2 separate regions of the Homo sapiens genome follow, and region 2 is linked to region 1. Evidence: chromatin loops called from intact Hi-C (ENCODE). Cell type or tissue: CD4-positive, alpha-beta T cell. All regions are shown on one strand. Links, peaks and the distances in the headings refer to the core of each region. The heading gives the core; the rest is flanking DNA. Region 1 has its middle 4.0 kb from the start of UBALD1. Region 2 overlaps CORO7-PAM16 (CORO7-PAM16 readthrough).

The links. Hi-C counts contacts between places; a loop is a spot of excess contacts. Peaks named below come from ENCODE experiments on the same cell type or tissue, not always from the same donor. Only the 100,000 strongest peaks of a DNase experiment are listed, where the experiment ranks them.
Region 2: a loop joins it to region 1, with 2.3 times the contacts of the local background. A loop is called at or near these places in 5 of 110 quality-filtered maps.

What each region holds. Positions count from the first base shown.
Region 1 is chr16:4,615,049-4,622,734 of GRCh38, forward strand. No RefSeq gene overlaps it. Among named protein-coding and RNA genes, the nearest start is that of UBALD1, 4.0 kb to the left of the region's middle. RefSeq lists silencers at 1-100, 1,344-1,573 and enhancers at 52-624, 625-1,196, 1,034-1,293. In CD4-positive, alpha-beta T cell, for the core only: a CTCF peak has its summit at 1,548; DNase peaks (open chromatin) are centred at 553, 1,293 and 2,233; H3K4me3 peaks cover 2,170 bases; H3K27ac peaks cover 1,982 bases.
Region 2 is chr16:4,356,069-4,366,371 of GRCh38, forward strand. It overlaps CORO7-PAM16 (CORO7-PAM16 readthrough), which reads right to left. Exons shown (of 31, transcript NM_001201479.2): 10 at 9,423-9,477; 11 at 8,935-8,992; 12 at 8,707-8,852; 13 at 8,529-8,621; 14 at 8,208-8,345; 15 at 6,544-6,670; 16 at 5,917-6,092; 17 at 5,293-5,401; 18 at 5,094-5,180; 19 at 4,875-5,017; 20 at 4,376-4,480; 21 at 4,210-4,295; 22 at 3,412-3,553; 23 at 3,228-3,317; 3 more. CORO7 (coronin 7) reads right to left here. Exons shown (of 28, transcript NM_024535.5): 10 at 9,423-9,477; 11 at 8,935-8,992; 12 at 8,707-8,852; 13 at 8,529-8,621; 14 at 8,208-8,345; 15 at 6,544-6,670; 16 at 5,917-6,092; 17 at 5,293-5,401; 18 at 5,094-5,180; 19 at 4,875-5,017; 20 at 4,376-4,480; 21 at 4,210-4,295; 22 at 3,412-3,553; 23 at 3,228-3,317; 3 more. Among named protein-coding and RNA genes, the nearest start is that of PAM16, 9.9 kb to the left of the region's middle. RefSeq lists an enhancer at 9,259-9,759. In CD4-positive, alpha-beta T cell, for the core only: CTCF peaks have their summits at 3,175 (motif pointing right) and 3,377; DNase peaks (open chromatin) are centred at 3,193 and 4,632.

The DNA of each region.
Region 1 (7,686 bases), core at 1-4,000:
CGAGCGCCCGCTGTGCGGATGTCCGGGCCGTAACCCGAGCCGGGCGCGTCCACGTCGTCCTCGTTGCTCTCGGTGGCACCCGTGCCCCTGCTCTGGCACGGATGGGGGTCCGCTGGCGGGGGCCACGTCTGTGCATGGGCGCAAATGCCTGACCACAGGATCTTGGCCAAGGCCTGGGGACCGTGTCTGAACTGTGAGCGCCTACTGTGTGTGGATGCCCGGGCCGTGACCAGGGTTGGGGGAGTCCACGTCGCCCTCGTTGCTCTGGGTGGCACCCGGCCCCTGCTCTGGCACGGATGGAGGTCCGCAGGCGGGGGCCTCAGGTTCGTGCATAGGCGTTTTTGCCAAGGCCCAGGAACGGTGTCTGAAAACTGAGTGCCTAATGTGTGCAGGCGCCTGAGCTGGGACCAGAGCCAGTCACGTCCACGTCGCCCTCGTTGCTCTCGGTGGCACCCACGCCCCTGCTCTGGCGGGAATTAGGAGCCCAGAGGCCGGGGCCACAGATCTGTGCATGGGCGCAAACGCCAGGCCACAGACGTCTTTGCCATGCCCCGGGGACTGTGACTGAACGCTAAGTGCCTACTGTGCGCAGCTGTCCAGACCGTGACCAGAGCCAGGCACGTCCATGTCGCCCTCATTGCTCTCGGTGGCACCCGTGCCCCTGCTCTGGCACGAATTGGGGTCCCAAGGTGGGGCATACAGATCTGTGCATGGGCGCAAACGCCGGGCCACAGGCGTCTTTGCTAAGACCTAGGGACCCTGAACCCCTCTGTGATTGGCATCGCTCTGTGTTAAATAGTAGGCACGCCCTTAAGAGAGGGGTCTCTAGGAATTTTGGCCCAAATCGGCTGGTCTAGGCTGAAAGGCCCGGCACACTGTAGGCGCCGACAAATACTCGTTCAGTGAATGAATGAATGAGCCACTTAAAAGCTCCGCCGCACGTCACCGCCTATAGCTAGCCTCCTAGCTCTCCTCACTCAATCTCTCATCGCCCACTCGTGGCATGGGTCCTTCCTAGCCTGGCTCTGGGCCTGCCCCACTGTAGCCCCATGACCCTCTGGACGGCGCCTGGGACAGGCTGGCGGGGCCAGCAGCCTCTGGTGCTTCGGGGTCCCCCTCCCAGCAGTTCTCCCGCTTTCCCACGCAAAATCTCGTGCTCTTTGCCGGAAATCTCGGCCCTTAGCGGGCGGGCGCCAAGGCCCGGCAGAGCCAGTTCCGGAGCGGCCCCAAACTCCCTTTCCCAGAATGCCTCGGTTTATTTGCATCGTTTGGTCCCGGTGACGTCAGCTGAGTGAGGTCGTGCCTCGACCAATGGACAGCCTCGGGGTGTTAGGACCTGGCCATATAAGGTAAACAAAGCTGGTCGCCCAATGAAGAGGCGGCGGGGGCGGGCGCTGGGCCGGGGAGGCCGGGGGCGGAGCCGGGGGCGGGGCGACCGGGCGGTGTTTACAGACCGGCACATGGCGCTTCCGGTTGACGTTGCTGACAGCTAGTGAGGCTTTAGCCCGCTTCGAGCGCCCGGGGGCGGTAAGGCGCGATCATAGCAGCTCTAGGTGACCTTGGTCCGGCTCCTTGCGCCCCCTGGCCCCAGCCTCCTTCGTTGAGACACTATTTGTTGAGTCTTTCCTCTTTTCCTGGCCCTGACCTAGCGTGGGGCGACAGAAGAGCAATAGCCGGGTGGGGGCTGTGAGAACGGCTGGGGTTGGGAGCGAATTTCGGAAACCCGGAGGACGAGTATAGCCTTGCAAGATGGAAAATGCCCTCCCGGGCTGGCGCGGTGGCCTGTAATCCCACCTACTCGGGGTCCGAGGAGGGAGGATTGCCTAGGCCCAGGACTTTGAGAACACGCCTCTACAGAGATTTACATTTTAAGAAAATTAGCTGAGTTCGGGTCGGGCGCAGTGGCTCACGCCTGTAATCCCAGCACTTTGGGAGGCCGAGGCTGGCGGATCACCTGAGGTCAGGAATTCGAGACCAGCCTGACCAAAACGGCGAAACCCGTTCTCTACTAAAAATACAAACACTAGCCGGGCGTGGTGGCAGTCGCCTGTAATCCCAGCTACTCCAGAAGCTGAGGCAGGAGAATCGCTTGAACCCAGGAGGCGGAGGTTGCAGTGAGCCGCGATCGCGCCACTGCCCTGCAGCCTGGGCCACAGAGCAAGACTCTGTCTCAAAAAAAAAAACCAAAAAACAAAGCAACAACAAAAAAACAGAGAATTAGCTGGGTTCCATGGCTCACACCTGTAAGTAATCTCAACACTTTAGGAGGCCGAGATGGGCGCGGATCACTAGAGTCCAGGAGTTTGCGACCAGTCTGGGCAACATAGTGAGACCCTCGTCTCTACAAAAAATAAAAAATAAAAAAAATTGGCCGGGCGCCGTGGCTCACGCTTGTAATCCTAGCGCTTTGGGAGGCCGAGGCGGGCAGATCCCTTGAGGTTAGGAGTTCCAGACCAGCCTGGTCAAACCGTCTCTACTAAAAATACAAAAATTAGCCGGACATGGTGGCACACGCCTGTAGTGCCAGCTACTGGGGAAGCTGAGGCAGGAGAATTGCTTGAACTCAGGAGGCGGAGGCTGCAGTGAGCTGAGATCGCGCCATTGCATTCCAGCCTAGACGACAGAGCAAGACTGTCTCAAGAAAAAAAAAAAAATTCTGGAGTCCCAGCTACAGATTGAGGTAGGAGGATTGCTTGAGCCTGGGAAGTCAGAGGCTGCAGTGAGCCGTGATTGTGCCTGGGGAACAGCGCAAGATCCTGTCTCCAAAAAATAAAAAATGCCCTAGGGAGGCCGGCACTGGCCCTGGGGGTGAGTTAGGGGATACTGAAATGTGTAAACAGATCTGATCCCTTGGACACGTTGGGATCACTGTGGCTGTGGCTGTGCTGGGATCAGATGGTGGTGGAGAGCTCCGGTCTGAACTAGGCGACGTTCTTGATGTGTCTGGTTCCAGGGGAGTCTGCCCTGCCTTCGGAATTGGATGGAATGGAGGGAATTGCCTCAAGCTGCGGCTCCTACCCGGGCCCCTCAAGCCTGACCAAGGACTCTCCCATTGGGTGGTGGGAGGAGGACAGTAGGGGAACTAGTGGACTGGACCTGAAATGTCCTGGGGTGGGAGGGTAGGGTGGTGGGGAAGGCTTGGGGCACTGAGATAGCGGAGAGGGCTGGGGAGGGAAGGGAGTCAGGGTGCAGTGGAGTTGGTCTCTGAGGGCTGGGGCTGGGAGCCTGGCCTATAGGCAAGGGGCGGACACTGAGTCTTGGCTTTTCCCAGGCAGGCACTTAGCCTCGGCAGAAGCCATCTGACCACGGGAAATACAGTTTAAAATTCTTTCCTGCTGTTTGCGGATCACTTAGGGGCCACAGTATTTTGTAAACCCTGATGGTTCCAAGAGATGTTTGCTCTTGCTAAGAGTTGCTCCTTAACCTTTGCAAAGCTCATATGCATGAATTAATATGGGCAAAGTGCTCCACAGGGTAGGCCCACAGTAAAAACCAGCTCTGAATATGATTCCCGCTATAATAATTACCACTAGGACGACAACACAGTGTGGTAGAAGGTGGGCAGGTTCGGGAGCTAGACAGACCTGGGTGTCAGGCTTGACTCCGCTGCTTAATGACTTAATGCTTAATGTTGAGCGAGTTACCAGAGCTCTGGGCTTCACTTTCTCACTGGCGGGGCTGAGTTCTGGCCTCACTGCTGTGGAAGATTAATGCCTGTAAAATGCAGAGTGCAGGGCCTGGTGCTATTTGCACGGTTCTAGTGCTCTCACCTGTTTGCCTCCATCTGGACCACTCTGGGAAGCCCTAGCCCTATTTTACAGATAAAACTGAGGCTGGAATCCAGCCTTACCCTCTGACATTCAGAACCTGTGGAGAAGAGCGGGCACCCATGGTGCATTTCTGGCAAGGGAGGAGGGACACTGTCCCGGCAGGGCCCACTAAGGGCTTGCCTTGCATAGGGAGGCAGGAAGTGCCTTCACCCCTCCTTCCACCATCGTCCAGGTACCACTCAGCTGCCTGCCCAGGCTTGCCCAGCTCAGGAGGATCTCTCTCAGGCCAGCAGGCTGGCAAGAGTTGGGCAGGTGGGGCTGGCAGAGTCAAAGGTCACCCTACTGGTCTCCATGCAACCCCCTCACCCCCATCCCCTAAGCCAGCTTGTTTTTCCACGGGCAACAGGGAATTAAAAAACAACCTTGTTTTTAGCCAGGATTAGCCTGGTTGGAGAATGAACTTTGGATTCCTTAGCAGGCTGGGATGGAACCTGACAGCTGGGGCCAGCACCTAGTGGGAGGGAGAGGAGAAGGCATTTCCAGCAGTGCCCTTATGTCACCTGAGGGCCCAAGAGGTTCAAGGCTTTGCCAGACTTCACATGGCCAGTCCATGGGGGGCCCAGGGCCCTGGCCGCCTCCTCCTCACCCCATTCTTTGATTTATTCCACAGATGTGCTTATCAGACACCCACCGGGTGCCTGGCTCTGGGAGCACCAGAATACGCCAGGATCCTGCCCACTCAGGGGGTTGAGAAGTCTAGACTTGAGACTCAGGCACTCAGACCAGGAAGCCACCAGTCGTCTCCAGCGTCTGTCTTTATGTTTCTTTTTTTTTTTTTTTCATTTTATTTTATTTTTGAGACAGGGTCTCACTCTGTCACCCAGGCTGCAGTGCAGTGGCACAATCATGGCTCGCTACAGTCTCGACCTCCCAGCCTCAAAGGATCCTTCCACCTCAGCCTCCCAAGTAGCTGGGACTACACATGTGCACCACCACGCCTGGTTAATGTTTATATTTTCTGTAGAGACAGGGCTTTGCCATGGTGCCCAGGCTGGCCTCGAACTCCTAGGCTCAAGCGATCCACCTGCCTTGGCCTCCCAAAATGCTGAGATTACAGGCGTGAGACACCGCACCTGGCCCTGTCTTTACGTTTCAGAGAGCCCAATGCTGGCTGAATGTGAGGCAAGATCTGGCCCTTGCCTTGCCATCTCCCTCACTTGATTCTAGTCCTGTGCCGTACTCAGTTCTTTCCCACTATAGAGGTTTTGTATATGCCATTACCCCTACCTAGAACCTGGAGCAGCCTAATCCCTCACACTTTGCCTGGCTGGCTATTAATTGTATTTCAAGTCCTGGTTTAGCAACCGGCCGCGGTGGCTCACGCCTATAATCCCAGCACTTTGGGAGGCCGAGGTGGGTAGATTACCTGAGGTCAGGAGTTCAAGACCAGCCTGGCCAACATGGTGAAACCCCATCTCTACTAAAAATACAAAAATTCGCTGGGTGTGCTGGCACGCGCCTGTAGTCCCAGCTACTCGGGAGGCTGAGGCAGGAGAATTGCTTGAACCCAGGGGGCGGAGGTTGCAGTGAGCTGAGATCGCTCCACTGCACTCCACCTCGGGCAACAGAGTGAGGCTGCGTCTCAAACAACAGCAACAACAACAGCAACAAAAAATAAATCAAGTCCTGGCTTAGCTGTCACCTCCTCAAAAAAACCCCTTCCCTGACTCCCCTGCCAATAGTGTCAATTAATTGCATCTCAACGTTTTCTGCAGAGCACCCACCACATTCTGGAATTATATACTTGTTAACCTTTCTAGCGTCTATTTCCTCACCTGCCTGCAGCCTCCATGTCTAGCTTGTCCTACCATTTGATGCCTGTTGCCTGGTTCATCACCTGTCACATAGTAGCTGCAGGATAAATATTTGTTGAATAAATCAATGAATTGGCCAGGCATGACGGCACACGCCTGTAATCCCAGCACTTTGGGAGGCCAAGGTGGGGGGATTGCCTGAGGTCAGGAGTTAAAGACCAGCCTGGCCAACGTGGTGAAACCCTGTCTCTACTGAAAATACAAAAATTAGTTGTGGGTGCCTGTAATCCCAGCTACTCGGGAGGCTGAGGAAGGAGAACCGCTTGAACCTGGGAGGCGGAAGTTAAAGCGAGCCGAGATCCCACATGATCATGCCACTGCACTCCAGGCTGGGTGACAGAGTGAGACTGTGTCTCCAAACGTAAATAAATAAATGAATCCAGGCCGGGCACGGTGGCTCACGCCTGTAATCCCAGCACTTTGGGAGGCCGAGGCGGACAGATCACCTGAGGTCAGGAGTTCGAGACCAGCCTGACCAACATGGAGAAACCCCGTCTCTACTAAAAATACAAAATTAGCCGGGCGTGGTAGCACATGCCTGTAATCCCAGCTACTACGGAGGCTGAGGCAGGAGAATCGCTTGAACCCGGGAGGCGGAGGTTGCAGTGAGCCGAGATTGCACCATTGTCCTCCAGCCTGGGCGACAGAGCGAAACTCCATCTCAAAAAAAATAAAATAAATAAATAAATAAATAAAAATAAATGAATCCACTCAGATGTTGATAATGGAACTTGGACCAAATCGGGAAGGGCCTGTCTTCCATCTGGGTGTGGGTAAGCACAGAAAAATACTGCTGAAAGGGCTTTGAGGACACCTTGAGTCCAAAGCTCTGTTGAGAAGAAGAGTTAATGAAACATCCACCTGGTGGAAATGACTGCTCTGGCACAGGCTCCATAGGGAGGATATGCTCTTAGTGTTGTTTTTCAGTGGGAACAGCTGATGCTCAGGACTCTCCCTTCCTCCCCGCAAATGAGGAGGGCAGTCAGTTGAATGCAGCGTTGATACACAAATACATGTACATGTACGTGAGTTACGTGATTCAATGGAAAGAAATATAAAATGAAGAGAGATCACAATGGGTGGGGGGCTTCAGGCCCATCCATCTGGGGGCAAGAGCCTGGCAATCTGGCACTCTGGAGCATGCCTCTGTGGAGGCAGGGACGTGCCCAGGTAAGAGCAGTGGCCTGGCTCAATTCCAGCTGTGCCACCCACCTACTGTGCAACCTCATTAGGGTACTTCATTTTTCTGAGCCTCACTTTACTGTTTTGTAAATTGGTAATAGAAATAGAATCTACATCAGATTGTTTTTCTGTGACAGAGTCTTGCTCTGTCGCCTAGGCTGGAGTGCAGTGGCGCGATCTCCGCTCACTGCAACCTCCGCCTCCCAGGTTCGAGCAATTCTCCCATCTCAGCCTCCCGAGTAGCTGGGATTACAGGCACGTGCCACCACACCCAGCTAATTTTTGTTTTTAGTAGAGACGGGTTTTTGCCATGTTGGCCAGGCTAGTCTCCAACTCCTGACCTTGAATGATCCGCCCACCTCGGCCTCCCAAAGTGCTGGGATTCCAGGTGTGAACCATTGCACCCGGCCAGATAATTGTTTTTTAATTATTATTATTTTTGGAAACAGAGTCTCGCTCTGTCACCCACACTGGAGTGCAGTGGGGCAATCTTGGCTCACTGTAACCTCCACCTCCCAGGTTCAAGCGATTCTCCTGCCTCAGCTTCCCGAGTAGCTGGGATTACAGGCACATGCCACCACACCCAGCTAATTTTTATGTTTTTAGTAGAGATGGGGGTTTTGCCATGTTGGCCAGGCTGGTCTTGAACTGACCTTGGGTGATCCGCCCACCTCGGCCTCACAAAGTCCTGGGATTCCAGGCGTGAACCATTGTGCCTGGCCAGATAATTGTTTTTTAATTATTATTATTTTTGGAAACAGAGTCTCGCTCTCTCACTCCCACTGGAGTGCAGTGGCGCAATCTGGGCTCACTGTAACCTCCACCTCCCAGGTTCAAGCGATTCTCCTGCCTCAGCCTCC
Region 2 (10,303 bases), core at 1,358-5,357, 260 kb before region 1:
TCAGCCTCCCAAGTAGCTGGGATTACAGGTATGCGCCACCATGCCCGGCTAATTTTGTGTTTTTAGTAGAGACGAGGTTTCATCATGTTGGTCAGGCTGGTGTCGAACTCCCAACCTCAGGTGATCCGCCCTCCTCGGCCTCCCAAAGTGCTGGGATTACAGGCGTGAGCCACCATGCCTGGCCACACCTGGTTAATTTAAAAAATTTTTTTGTAGAGATGGGGTTTCACTGGTCTCAGGCTGGGTCTCAAACTCCATCACTTATATCCTCTTGCTTTGGTCTCCCAAAGTGCTGGGATTACAGGTGTGAACCACCATGCCTGGCCAAAAGAGCCACTATATTTTATTTTTATTTTTATTTTTATTTATTTATTTATTTATTGAGACGGAGTCTCGCTCTGTCACCCAGGCTGGAGTACAGTGGCACGATTTCGGCTCACTGCAATCTCCACCTCCTGGGTTCAAGTGATTCTCCTGCCTCAGTCTCCCGAGTAGCTGGGATCACAGGCGCCCGCCACCATGCCCGGCTAAATTTTTGTATTTTAGTACAGACGGGGTTTCACCGTGTTGCCCAGGGTGGTCTCAAACTCCTGAGCTCAAGCAATCCGCCTGCCTTGGGCTCCCAAAGTGTTAGGATTACAGACATGAACCACCGTGCCCGGCCTCAAAAGAGCCATTTTAATTACAGCCCTGACAAAATCGATGGGTTTCTATTGAAAAAGACACAAAGAAGAGACAGGGGGAGTAAGAGACTGAGAGGCTGCGGCATGTGGCACCAGATACAAGGGCTACTATCTCTGCACATGGCCTCAAGTGCTCAAAATATACTCCAAGGTCCCAAAAGCACTTGGGCCCAGAACTGCCGGCTTAGGCTGGGTTTGGCCTGGCCAGGGCAGGGCTCCCACTGCCCTCCCCCACTTCCCGGGCCCCATGGTCAGTGGTAGGGCTCTGGAAGGTCTCCCCACCAGGCTCTGGTGTGAAGGGGACGTGACATGTGGCTGCTGTCCCAGTCTGGGTTGGGGATGGAGAACTAAGGGGCCGTGGCCAGGTGCAGCCAGGACTCTGTCACCTCCGCACAGCTGCTCTCTCCCATGCCTACCTCCTCCTTCTTTTGCTGGTCAGACTTTTCTTCCAGGTACTGCGCTGAGGATGGGGCCCGACGAGCAGGGGCCTCTCGGGGGGCTTGGCTCACTGGGACAGAGCAAGGACACGTGTCAGAGAGTCCCCTTCGTTAGGGCTCTTTGGTGCCAAGCCCTCGGGGATTTCTTTCTTTCTTTTCTTTCTTTCTTTTTTTTTTTTTTTTTTTGAGATGGAGTTTTGCTCTTGTTGCCCAGGCTGGAGTGCAATGATGTGACCTAGGCTGACTGCAACCTCCGCCTCCTCTGGGTTCAAGCGATTCTCCTGCTTCAGCCTCTGGAGTAGTTGGGATTGCAGGCGCCCACCACGCCAGGCTAATTTTGTATTTTTAGTAGAGATGGGGTTTCACCATGTTGGCCAGGCTGGTCTCAAACCCCCGACCTCAGGTGATCCACTCGCCTCAGCCTCCTAAAGTGCTGGGATTACAGGCATGAGCCACCGCGCCTGGCCGACCTAGGGGATTTCTATGGCGCAGATCTAAGAGGTGGTATTAACAGTCAATGGAGCCTCACTGTATAAGCCCTGCCCTAGACACCACAGTGTGTGCGTGTGTGTGTGTGTTAGGGGTGGGGACCTGTGATGAAAACACAGACCACGAGCCCTGCCCTCCACTGGCTCAGAGACTGATTGACACAGCCACTCCACCCTCCCAAAGGCCAGAGGATTCTGCGTGCCAACAGGAATGGAACTTCAACCTGGGCCTTCTGTCCCTTTCTCCAACCCCCATCCCGCTTCCTCCCCACACCCAGTCCCTCGGTGCACCTGGGCTCATGTCAGGAGGCTGCAGGCTGAGAAGCCAGGGCTGCCCATTAGCGCCTTGCAGCCAGGCCTCGGCACTGAGCACAGGCTCCCAGATCACAGCCGTGTCTGGGAACACGTCATCCTGGAAGAACTCTTTCTGCAGAGGGAGAAACGGGCTGTCCTGAGACATTGACCAGGTGCCCAGGGCACACGGGCATCTGTTGGGGAGGGACAGGGCAAGACCTGGGACCCTCCCACCAGCCTGGGGCTTCCATGAGTTTCAGCATCTCAGCAGAAGGGGGTAGGTGTCCCCATGAACAATGGGTAGGGAAGTTTGGAAGCTGGGTCAGACGGGACCCAAACTCCCCTCTAGGCACCGAGAAGGCGGTGGGCATGGGAGTCCCAGGTCCCCACCCTCACCCGGACTCGGGGCAGCCGGAAGGCCACAGGCTCCAGGGAGGACTGACGCAGCCGCAGGCACCGCATCAGCTCCACTTCCCGCACGTCGCACTCCGTCTTAGGCAGGAGGACGAGGCCCTGGGGGAGCAAGGGAGTCGGAGCTGCCGCTGGGACCTAGAGCTCATGGCTGGGCACGTAGTCTCCCCAGGGTGCCGGCACCCCTCACTTAGGACCACCATGCCTAGGGCCTGTCCCTGGACAGTAACGTGTTGATCATGTTGAACAACCTGCTCTCTGGAGGGAAAGCCCTGATTTGTGGTGTTTTCCTATTTCCACAGTTTACAAACTCCCACCATGGGCAGCTTCTACGTGCCACCTCCACTCCCTGAATGTGGTGTTGGGAAGAGATGTAAATAGCACATCATCCTGCATTTCCTCCATGCACTCCAACACAGAAACATGTGACCTCAGCACAAATAATAGTAAAATTGGATAAATTAATTAGAAGTGATAAACTGAGTGTTTATTACTTTGGTTTTTAATATTATTTTTAGGTTCATATTGTAGGTTCATATAGTTTAACCTTATCTAGTGCAATTTTTTGTTTGTTTTGTAGAGATGGGGTCTTGCTATGTTGCCCAGGCTGGTCTTGAACTCCTGGGCTCAAGCAATTCTCCTGCCTCAGCCTTCCGAAGTGTTGGGATTCCAGGCCACCGTACCCGGCCTACAGTATGATTTTTAATAATGGTTGAGTATGACAATGGCTCTCAAAATTCCTAAATAATTCCAGCAGCAACTCTTCTTGCCAGTCACTGGGCACAGCCCCAGGCCCAGCCCCAGCCCAGGACTCTGACCCCCGACCCACAGGCTCCTGTACTTGCCCACATGGCCACCAGGGGGCAGGGCAGCCTTGTGGTCCCATCGGGGACGAGGCGCCAGGGTGGCCTCACCTTGTGGGGGTCAGGCGACGTGAAGCTGTTGCACTCCAGGAAGAAAGGGGACTCGGGGAGCAGCTCGTACAGGAATACACGGGTGTCGCCCTGCGGGGAAGAAGGCAGGCTGGGAACCCTCCGGCAACACTGGCCTTCCCCCCACCACCTCTCACCTGCCATCCCGCCCTCCAGCCCAGCCCACCTTGCCGGTCAGGAGCACCAGGCCAGTGTCTGGGTCGTAGCTGGGCAGCAGGGTTGAGGGAGCCACGTCCAGGCCCAACACTGCCAAGGGTCCGCCGGCCAGGGCCTCAGCTTCATATAGGAGCAGCTGGCGCTCACTTTGGCTGCAAGGGGGTTTGGGGGCTGAAGCAGGTGTTTCAGAGCTGAAGGGGCCTGGGGCAGGGAGAAGGCGCCCACGTAGCCCCTGCTCTGTTCTGGGTTGTAGGCGAGGCCTAGTGTGGCCCGGCACCGCAGCCACATCCTAACCTGCCCCTCCACCTCTGGGTTCCCCATTGACTCTTTCTCCTCCACTAATCACTCACCCATCCATCTACCCCTGACTGCCTCACCGCCCCTGCTTCCATCTCCCCCAGAGCCCCTTGTGCACCCCTGCATCTATCTCCCCCCAACCCCTCACCCACCCCTCTATCCATCTCCCCACTACCCCCAAAACATCCCTCCATCTCCCCTACCCCCCTCACCCTCCCCTGCATCCATCTCCCCCTTACCCCCAACTCATCCATCGATCTCTCCCTACCCCCTCATTCATCCATCCAGCCATCCGCCCATCTATCCCCACATTCATTCATCCACCCATCCATCCATTCACCCACCTATCCATCCACCCATCTACCCACTCATCCAATCATCTACCCACCCACCCAACCATCCAGTGAGGGGCAGGAATGGTTTCTGAAAGCCTGACAAATGTATGTGACTGTGGAGAAGGGGGACACAGGTGGCTTCTGAAGCCTGGGGATGGGGATGCCTGAGTCCTCACCTGTCAAAGCCAGACACCAGCAGACAGCGACCATCACATACCCAGACAATGCGAGCTCCGCGTCCTCCCTTGGGCCCTGGGCCTTCCTGTTGAGATACATCGCGTGACACCCAGCCAGCACCCCTGAACCAGGTCTGAGGCCACTCCCCAGCCCCTGTGTGCTCACCTGCAGGGGCTCAGGGCCACTCCGGGGCCTGTAGACCCGCACACGCCCATCCTTGCAGACAGTGGCCAGCTGCTGCCCATCAGGACTCCAGGCCAGGCTGAAGATCTGGGGGCAGGAAGGGATATGAGAGACAGCCTTGCTTCACTGCTGGCCCCACCTCTCCCCACTGCTCCTGCCCCTCCTCACTGCTGGCGCCGCCCCTCCTCACTGCTGTTCCCGCCTCTCCTCACTGCTGGTCTTGCCTCTCCTCACTGCTGGCCCCCCTCTCCTCACTGCTGGCCCCCCTTCTCCTCAATGCTAGCCCGGCCCCTCCTCACCGCTGGCCCTGCCCCTCCTCACCACTGGCCCCCCTCTCCTCACTGCTGGCCCCACCCCTCCTCGCTGCTGGTCCTGCCTCTCCTCACTGCTGGCCCCGCCACTCCTCACTGCTGGCCCCACCTCTCCACACTGCTGGCCCCGCCTCTCCACACTGCTGGCCCCACCTCTGCAGCCGTCCTACCTGGTCTTGGTGGCCCTGCAGCTTCAGCCGATCAGCTCCAGCCTGAAGGTCCCAGATGCGAACAGTGAGGTCATAGGAGGACGAGGCCAGCACATTGGCTGCCAGTGGGTGGAAGCGCAGGGAGCAGATCTTCTCCGTGTGGCCTGGAGGAAGGCAGGGGTGATCAGGAGCCCTTGGGAGACACTGGCCACCCCAGCCCCATTCCTGAGCCTGCCTGACCTGTGAGCACAGTCTCTGGCGTGGTGAGCACCTCTTCCAGGCCCTCTGCGGGTACCCGCCACAGTCGGATCCTGGCGTCCTCACCAGCTGCAGAGGACAGACAGGGGCTCATCATTGCTGAGCCCAAGACCTCTGGGCTCCCCAGCCCCTATCCGGGACCCAGGACCCTCCCTCAAGCCCAGGCACCCAGCCTCCTTACCCACAGCGAGGCGATGGGGGTCAAAGGGGTCCCAGGCCAGATCAGTCACAGCTGCCCCATTCTGCAGCGTGGGCAGTGCCGTGTCGGGCAGGCGGCCAGGCTTCCGTAGCTGTGGGAGGTGCCCCCACCCCGAGGCCCATCAGTACCAGGCAGAAAAGCCAGTCCCCAGGGGCTGCGGGCAAGCAGCATGTCTGGGAGCCCACCCTCTGCAGCAGAGGCTCCCACCGCTGGGTGACCCAAGCTCTCTGCCCTGACCACCTTGCGCTCTGAGCCCCAAGTGCCAACCACAAGGCCCCAGAGAGTGAGGGGGCAGCAGCGTGAACTGGCGGGAAAAGCTCCGGCTTAGGGCTCAGGTGGCCGGGCTTCGGATCCCAGCTCCACCACTTACACAGCTGTGTGACCCGGGCAGGTCACTAAACCTCTCTGTGCCTCTTCTCCCTCATCTGTAAAATGGGGATAAAAGTGGCAGGCCCCATGGCAGGTGGCTGGGAGGATCACAGGACAGGCGGGCAGGAGCCTGACACAAGGTTTGTGCTCCCTGTGTTGTGTGGGTAGCTAAGGCCCTCCGCGTCTTTGCCACAGGCAGGGAACTGAGGGGCAGCCCTGGTGGGGTGGGGCCCTCACCTCAAGCACAGCCACCTGTCCCCCGCTGCTGAGCAGCGGCACGGCCACACGCAGCTTGTTGGCACAGAAGCCGTCACTCTCACCAGGTGTGGTGAGGTTGAGCCCCTTGAGGTTGGTGATGTGGCTGTCTCGGTGCAGGACAGTGCCCTGAGCATGGCGGAACTTGGAACTGGGGCCTGGCAGGTGGCAGGGACATGGAACCACGTGTGAGGATGCCGTCCCCGCCCGCCCTGCACTCTTTGAGTCCCGGCTGCCCACTCCCCTCACCCCAGGTGGATGTACAGCATGGACCTAGGCCCAGGCCTTTGCTAATCCAGTGGATGCAACTCGCCCAGGAATAATGTCTGGAATGATATACCCTGTTCCATGGTGGCTCGGGGAATCTTGGTGGAGCCCAGGGCTTTGGCTGCTCAGAAGCTGGTGGCCCCAGCCGCCCTCCTATTTTGCAGGTGAGACTCAGCCACCACACCCCAGCCCCCAGGACAAATGACCCTGCCAGTGAGTCTGGGTGAGGGGGGTGCCCTGCATGAGGCCTGTGCTCAGCAGTAGGGTACACAGGAGGATGACGGGGAGTGGGGCAGACAGGGCTCCTGCGGTAGGGGTGAGCTCCCCGTCCTGCCTCCTTACCCAGCAGGCTCTGCAGCGACCTCAAACTGGGGCTGGTCCCGATGCCACTGGTGCTGGAGAGTGAGGGCCCCAGGCTGGAGGGCGTGGAGGGCGAGGTCAGCGAACTGGGAGGGGAAGAGAAACCCTCCTGGGGAGGGGCATGGGGTCAGCCAGCCTGCTCCTAGGTGTACTGGCCAAAAGGAGGGGGTGCCAGCGGACTCCAGGGTCACCACTCTGGGCCCCCTGCGGACTGGAGGAGCCCCCACTGTGGGCATGCGACAGGAGCGGCGGGGGGCACGGGCATAAACGCAGACACACAGGGAAGCAGCCGAGCTTCAGACCGCGGGGACAGCAAGTGGCAGCTGCTGGCTCCCAGCCCTGCAGGAGGGTGTGCCCAGTGGGTTAGATCTGCCAGTATTTTAAGAGAAGCCAGAAATCTAGATCTGTATGAAAATTCTTGCTTTTTAAGTGTTTGCCCAATTTAGAAAGCACTGTGCAAGTTCCTTCTTTATGCTCCACGTGTTTCTCTGTCTCTGTTACACTTGACAAAGAAGGTTGGGGCCAGGCGTGGTGGCTCAAGGCTGTAATCCCAGCAGTTTGGGAGGCCGAGGAGGGCAGATCACGAGGTCAGGAGTTCAAGGCCAGCATGGCCAACATGGTGAAGCCTGACTCTACTAAAAAAAATATAAAAATTGGCCAGGCGCGGTGGCTCACGCCTGTAATCCCAGCACTTTGGGAGGCCCAGGCGGGTGGATCATGAGGTTAGGAGTTCAAGACCAGCCTGGCCAACATGGTGAAAACCCGTCTCTACTAAAGATACTAAAGATACCAATTAGCCAGGCGTGGTGGTGCGCGCCTGTAATCCCAGCACTTTGGGAGGCCCAGGCAGGTGGATCATGAGGTTAGGAGTTTAAGACCAGCCTGGCCAACATGGTGAAAACCCATCTCTACTAAAGATACTAAAGATACAAATTAGCCAGGCGTGGTGGCGCACGCCTGTAATCCCAGCTACTCAGGAGGCTCAGGCAGGAGAATTGCTTGAAACTGGGAGGCGGAGGTTGCAGTGAGCCGAGATCGCACCATTGCACTCCAGCCTAGACGACAGGGCGAGACTCATCTCAAAAACAAAAACAAAAACAAAAATTAGGCCAGGTGCAGTGGCTCATGATTGTAATCCCAGCACTTTGGGAGGCCGAGGCGGGTGGATCACCTGAGGTCAGGAGTTCGAGACCAGCCTGACCAACATGGTGAAACCCCATGTCTACTAAAAATACAAAAATTAGCCAGGCATGGTGGCGGGTGCCTGTAATCTCACCTACTCGGGAGGCTGAGGCAGGAGAATCACTTGAACCCAAGAGGCGGAGATTGCAGTGAGCCGAGATCACACCATTGTACTCTAGCCTGGGCAATAAGAGCGAAACTCTGTCTCAAAAAATAAATTAAAATATAGTCGGCCATGGTGGCACATGCCTGTAATCCCAGCTACTCGGGAGGCTGAGGCAGGAGAATCGCTTGAACCTAGGAAGAGGAGGTTGCAGTGAGCCGAGGTTGCGCCACTGCACTCTAGCTTGGGTGACAGAGTGAGACACTGTCTCAAAAAAAAAAAAAGGCCGTTCAGCCGGTGAACACTCAGGGCAGCCACTGCAGTGTCGCTGAGGGAGGATGGGGGCGGCCCTGGTACTTACGCTTGCGTCTGCATCACCCACGGGTGTCTCCATCACCGCAGGCTGGGCTGTGTCAGGGAGGGGCTCCGCAGGGGGCACCAGACAGGAAGTGAAGCTCGGGTGGGGCCGGCAGGCGGGGTTGAGGCTGACCTTCTGCACCTGCATGGAGGCCGGCAGTGGGGAGATGGGGGCATGGGCTGCCCGGTCAGGAGGGCCCCCATGGGAGGGTCAACTGGGTAGGGATGGGGGGCACCCAGCAGGCCAGACTGAGTTGGCACACAGCCACACGGGGCTACCAGGGACTCGGGGAGGCTGGGAGAGGTGAGCCAGCCCTGGTCCTACCTGCTGGTTGTCCCCAGCCCACCAGCTATGGGGGTCGGTGGCAGGCACACAGCCGGCAGTGTCCGGGAACAGGTCCTCGTGGAACTCCACAGCCTGGCCGCAGACAAGCAGGCAGCTAGTGAGGCCCAGGCCCCCCGACTCCCCAGCCCCCGCAGTCCCTCGCCCAAGTCCCCCTCACCTTGCGGGGCACATGGTAGCCGATGGGCACGATGGCTGTGTCGCTCAGCTGTAGGACGCGGAGTACCTCGCAGCTCATGACGGCCAGCGCCTGCCGGGGCACAAGGGCAGCCCCACGCAGCACGCTCTCCAGGACACACTGGGTCACTGTTGAGGACACCATAGGGGAACAGGCAGGATGGGCAGGGGAGGGGAGGGTAGGGGATGGGGGCGAGGAAGCAAGGCTTACCTGGGCTCAGCGCCGGCTGCTGCGGGACCACCTCGTAACAGTACAGCTGCCTCTCGCCCTGAAATGAGTCTGAACTGAGCCCCGTTTGCTGACTGAACCCCTGGGGAGGGCCCAGGACTGGCATCAGCTCCCCCACAGGTCCCCAAGGACCTGAGCCACAGAACCACAGTGGCTGGAGATGGGGCTCCCCAACATGCTGGGCGCTGAGCTGAGCCCTAGGCTGACTACCTCACTTGCTCAGCCTCGTTGCACATGGGGTGAGCACCGGGGGTGTACGTCAGTATTTATGGAGTGCTGACTGTGTGCTGACACTGCTCTATTCTCGGCCTTGTTCTCAGGAAGGCCAGTGTTCTAGGAGAGCTACAGTCACCTTGGCTGCACAGGGGAAGACACAGAGGCCCTGTTCGAGTTCCTCCTCTCTCTTGGGGAAGGCCAGGGGCTGGACTCCAGGCTGTGGATGTGGGTGGGAGCCCCAGCTTCTCACTCACCTTTCCTGCCAGGACCAGGAGCCCAGAGTCAGGGTCCAGCAGAGGCACGAGACACCTGGGGAAGAGAGGGCAAGATGGCGGGTCAGGGCAGTGGGAGGGCTGCCAGACTCGTAACCCCATGTAGGAGCCCAGGACAGGCACCACAGTGACTGGGAGCCGCTTGGCCATCCAGCCATGTTCAGCCTGGTCCCCAGGAACCCCCTCCTCTTCCTGAGCTTCCCACATGCCCAACACACGCCCACACCCCAGCTGCTCCTCCCCAGGGCCTCCACCTGCACACCTGCGTCACTCCAGGACTGGAGTGGGCACAGGGGAACTCGGGCCCGATCTCAGCCACAGCTCTTCCTCCAAGAAGACCCCACATGCATTCTGTGCCCCTCCCACCTTCGACAGCCTAGACATCAGGCCAGCATTGCCAGGGAAGGTGGAGAGGTGAGGCCGGAGGCGAGGAGCCTCCCGTCCCCACTCGGCACTGCCTGTGGACAGGCAGCATCCGGGAGCAGTGCAGGCAGCCCTGCCGTTCCGAATCTGCACTAAGGTTTGGGGCCCTCTACTCAGTTACCCCACGTTTCCTGTGCCTCAGTGATATCTTGGAAGCTCAGAGACCCCCCCATGCTGAGTTAAAGTTCCTGTGTCCAAATCTGAGCCACGTGCCCGGGAGAAGGGGCTCCTCCGGCCGCTGGGCTTCCCTGCACACCCCAGGCCTGCTGCCCCGGCCGAGCCTGCCAGCAGCATGCTCCCAGGCCTTCTCTGGTCTCGAGGCAGGAGCAGGGCGGGGTGGCAGCTGGGAATAGAGTGGGCGGGCCGGAAGCCCCCAGAGCCCCTGCCACTCTATGTCCAGCTCAGCCTTGGCCAACTGCCTGTCACTGGCCGGGCTTTAT